Linked DNA regions of Homo sapiens: region 2 is linked to region 1. Evidence: chromatin loops called from intact Hi-C (ENCODE). Cell type or tissue: chondrocyte. All regions are shown on one strand. Region 1 has its middle 510 kb from the start of LINC02955. Region 2 overlaps LINC02955 (long intergenic non-protein coding RNA 2955).

The links. A loop is a pair of places that touch in the nucleus more often than their neighbours do. Peaks named below come from ENCODE experiments on the same cell type or tissue, not always from the same donor. Only the 100,000 strongest peaks of a DNase experiment are listed, where the experiment ranks them.
Region 2: it touches region 1 in a loop (3-fold over the local background); 12 of 110 quality-filtered maps call a loop at or near these places.

The regions. Positions count from the first base shown.
Region 1 is chr12:23,203,945-23,206,444 of GRCh38, reverse strand. No RefSeq gene overlaps it. Among named protein-coding and RNA genes, the nearest start is that of LINC02955, 510 kb to the right of the region's middle. In chondrocyte, a CTCF peak has its summit at 1,080 (motif pointing left); no DNase peak of the experiment used is centred here.
Region 2 is chr12:22,855,058-22,857,557 of GRCh38, reverse strand. The region is part of intron 1 of LINC02955 (long intergenic non-protein coding RNA 2955); the gene reads right to left. Among named protein-coding and RNA genes, the nearest start is that of LINC02955, 160 kb to the right of the region's middle. In chondrocyte, CTCF peaks have their summits at 1,061 and 1,265 (motif pointing left); no DNase peak of the experiment used is centred here.

The DNA.
Region 1 (2,500 bases):
TGGACTCGTAGGGCAAATTTGTCTGCAGTTTAGCTGGCTGTTGGAGGACTTAACTCTAGGTTCAAAACAGAATGTTTGGCAAAGAGCTATTTGGTATCTACCAATACCTATTTCCAAAACCGAGGATGGGGGAAGTAGGAGGAGATAAAGACATGGTTGTGACAAAATGGATTAGCATTAATTTAGGTCTCATGCCTCCAAAAACTTTAGCCATTTTCTCAAAGTAATTTTCCAACAACTCATTTGGATCTTGTAACTTCCGTCTTTTAAGACTGTCTGCTAGTCCTTCTGTATCATTTGAGGCTTTGCGTGACGTAGCCCAGGCATTCCTCTTGTTCCCCTAAATGCACCACGGTCGTTCACAACTTCAAGCCTTTATATGTGCATTTGGGGTATGGGGAACTAGAAGACTACTTCTCCCTATTTATTTTCTACTACCTTCATCACTTCCAAGGCCCAACTCCAATGTTACCTTCTTGTGAACATTTCCCTAACTCCCAGAGTTAATCGAGCTCTCACGGTAACCAGTTACTAGTTCAGCACCAGAATTGACCATGTTGTGTTATCATTGACAGCATTATCCCTTTGTCATATCATTATCATCATGTGTTACATCATATCATATTATATCATTTTATGTTTCTCTTTTCCTAGACTGTAAGCTGCATGAAGATAGAAACTCCATATTGTCTAGCTCAGTATCTTTCTCTCTTCCTCAAACCCACAGATCAGTTCTAACATTGAATACACATCATAAACTCTCAGAAGAAAATGCTCCTTCACCTACCTTCCTTTTGGAGATTGTTAGAAGAGAAAGTATAACCTATTGATATATATATATTTTTTTCCTTTTTCTTTTAACTGTTATCCTGAATGATTACAACACAAAGCATATTAATAGACGTCACTTACAAATGACTTATTCCTAGAAAAAAATAATCTGATTACTTCACTCAAGGTGCTGTTTCTGGGGTTCTCCAAGATCCTTGAATGCCAGGAAGAGTCCAAGGACAAAGTGCTGCTGGGTACCAATCTGAGCAATAAAAATGGTGCATCTGCCATCTAGTGGTCATCACGTGTAAATGCACCTGGACTTGAGCAAAAGAAGTCTCAAGGGACATCCCATAGTGAACAGAAAGTAAAACTAATACCTGTAAAACTAATGCTAATAAAAGTAATAAATACCTGTGAACATGGATGGGCCTCCTACTGTGTTCTAGACACTGTGTTAAGGGTTTGATACGGACTATATTATTTCATATTCAAGACAATCATGTGAAGTACACCCTATCTTTATACCCATTTTAGAGATAAAAAGTTTGAGGCACTGGAAAGTTAAGGCTTCTGATCCAGCTAGCCTGACATCAGAACCCACATCCTTAAAAACTGAATTATAATATGTGGTGGTCAACTGAGCTGAACTCTTCAAGAACATCAATTTCTGTGTTAAAAGATGTAGTAATTATTAAAATGTGTTTACAATTTTAGAGTTGGAAAAATATGTTCACAATGTCTTATACCTTTACAACAGCTCCATTATCAGTATCCTTATGTTACAGATGGAGGAACTCTCTTAAGATAAATGAAATAATTGTTTAAAGTCTCCAAGCCAGTAATTGATAGATCAAGTGGATTCAAACTTGAGTTTTAATCTAAACTCCATATTGTATCTGCTACATTACTTTTCACATATAGTGATTGAAAAATATTACAAAATGTTTTCATAAGCTTTTTTTATTTAAATACATTTTTATTATTCAAGTGTTCGGTGCTCCAGTCTCCTGAAGGCTAAGTAAATCTGGGGCTTGAAGAAGAGCCGGGGACTAGCAAAGCACAAACAGCACTGAGTCACAAATTCTCTTATCTCCCCTCTGCTGTGCTAAGCCCCCTATCTGCCAGAACACTCCATCTCACCACAAATCGAACAACCAGCACCAGATTCCAGACCCAAAGAGCAGCCTCTCGCTCTCTCAGCTTGGCTCACTTATCCAGTTTAAAATATGATGTTTTAGTTTTCTTGAGAACCACCAAATCACTGATTACCACTTCTTCCCAATGTTCCAATCCTCTTTGAAAATCTACTTACACAATGGTATGGTCAGTCAGTGAAGAAGCTGAGTAGCTCCTGTGCCTATTGATGCTCAGATCAGGACACTATGTCACTTTAGAACACAAATCTCAGCTTCTAGTTATAGGATCTGTTCTTTCCCTTCATTGAAATGCTTTCTCTGTTCATTTTGGCCACACTTCACTTTCCCATCCATTGTCTTTTCAATACATCTTATTCCTTCTTTAAAATATTTATTAAGATCCAATTATGGAGTCCCTAACCTCAGGAAGGTTGCAATCTAGTAGAATGATATATAAAAATGAAATTAATAGACAATGCCAGGTGCATTGACACTCACCTATAACCCCAGCTACTCAAGAGACTGAGGCAGGAAGATCGCTTGAGCTGAAGTGCTCAAGACCAGCCTGAGGAACATAACGAAATCCCCAT
Region 2 (2,500 bases), 350 kb after region 1:
TCAGAGTATGATCAGAGGTCCTCAGCCCATGGACTTATCCTTTTCAAAGAGAAACTGGGGAGACATGTCCAGCTTGTGCACTCCTGGCATATCACAACATTTAGAGCAATAGATTTTAAAAAAGGAAATCAAGGATAGAACATTAGAGTCAGCTCCTCAGTCTTTAATGTACTGTTTCACTACTTAACCGTGCCTAAAGGTAGTCTGCTGGTGTACTTTTACAAATAGCACCATTAACAGAATTTTACATGCTTAGGTCACTTTACTTTGATCCCAAAGAAGTCTTAAAACATTGTACAAACAACAGACTGGAGGCTACATCCCTGAAAGCCACTTCTGGGGAGGAGAGGTGGTCCCTGACATAGCAACAGAACATGCGGGACAGTTTCAAACAAAGAACAAAGGCAAACGAGGGTCCTTCTGAAAACCGCCAAGGATGTTAAGTGTTTTCAGAGAGTGAAATCAAATACAACAGCATAAGGCCAGTGGAGAATTTTTCTAGGAGATAGAACCTTTGCTTAAAGTGATTAAGTACTTACTGGTCATCATAGACCTCCAAATTTCACATTCCCATATACATAAACTGAATCTCCAAATGCACTGAAATTATATCTCAGGCATAAGCTTTCTTTTGTTCTCATGCCAGTTTGTAAGAGATCTTTACATGAACAAAAGCTTCTGTCTTTACAATAACCATCTTTCTTTAGAAAAGGCATGCAATATACTTTTGGGATGCCAAATCGCACAATAGAGAAAACCAAATAATTCCAGTGAGGTTTGATGAGCCCTCAGAAAATCCTACAACAATTCTAGTCACCTGTCAATCAGGAAGTAGCTCATAAAGAATTGTGTGGCATTGCTACGGTCTATTACCTGTGATATTCCTTTTGGTTCACTTGAGATTTTTTTAAAAATACATAATGAATGCATTCAATAATTGTTTGAATTGCTGCTGTGCATCTGTCATAAATGGTTTATGGATAACCATCAATTGGTTCTGCTCATCAGTCTAACAAGTTCAATGTACTACTCAGAGCAAAGGATGACTATTTATTTAACAGCTCTTGGCAGGAAAATTTGTTGCATGCCACAACTTTACAAAGAACATTAAAATCAATGACAATTTATAAACCAAAGGCTGGGAATTATGCTTTGGATTCCCATAATTCATCAGAATAAAGCTGTCAGATACCTTTTATTATAAATTAATAGCATGTTGTCTAAGAGCACCATGGCACAGATGTTTTGCCAGTTCAGTACTGACATCTAGTGGACAATAAAAAATATTTCCCCATCTTTTCTTAACTCGATTTTCCTTCTTTCCCAAAAGATGTTTGTTGTTGCTTCATTAGTCAGATTTTTGTCGTGCAAGAAAATATATTTGAGTTGAAGTTTTGTGTATTTGTATTTGAGCCAACAAATATGTCACAGGTTTGAACTTTTACTAATAAACATTGGCAACGTGTGCTTAACGTAATTCAAAAACTACTCAGCTAGCCACACCTTTTTTTAAAAAAAAAAATCTTCTTCTATATTTTAAATATATTAGTACTTGTTATATTTGGGGACTTAATTTTTTCCAAATCTTTACTACTAAATCAACTATACTATATTAAAGTAACAAACTTTTAACTCTAATATTCTCATAAAGAAATAGAAATATAGTTCCAAGATAAGCATTTACTTAGCCTGCATTCGATTAAAATCTAGGATCAATTTACTTTTTGTGAACTTGTATCTTCAATTTGATGCAACTTATGAATAACCAATATAGTGCAAAGAAATGACTTACTTAAATGCATCGTTTGTGATCTTGCTTTCTTAAACAGTACTTTCAGGCTGATCTACACAATAGCATTCCATGGTCATTAACACATTCAAAAGCTGAGAAACATCCTACTGTGCACTGGCAACCTCTCAGGCACATGGTCTTGGCAAGAGTCCCACCCTGGAACATGCTAGGATTTTTTAATGCTCCAAGTAACGGACAAATCTGAGGCTTTCCAAGCTTTCCAGAATATCACCTGATCTGAACTCATGCTGGATATGATTTTCTAGGGAGCTAAGGAGGCTAAGATGTGCATTCTTTTCAGAGTCTTTTGGTATTTAGAGTACCTGAAAGTGAAGCAAGGAGAAATGAAACTAGAGTTTATGATGTACCTGCTCTTGTATCTGGCACTGTGATCGGCACTTTACATGAGAAATTAATAGAGTACAGGTCAGGGATGAAAATTAGCGTTCCAATTTTATACACCTTAAAAGGAACATGAATACACGCTCTAGTGCTGGCATCAAGCTGAAATTTCTAGGAGACAGAATGGTATCTCTTTATAACTTGATTGTTACTAGAAGACAACTGGAGAAACTCACCTAAAATCATAATCTGCACCATTCCACTCTACCAAACTATAAAATGGTGAGAATGGTATTTGAAACCACCTTGCAAATTTTGTGAAATTCTATATACTCTATTTTAGGCTACTTTGAAAGCCGTGCATTA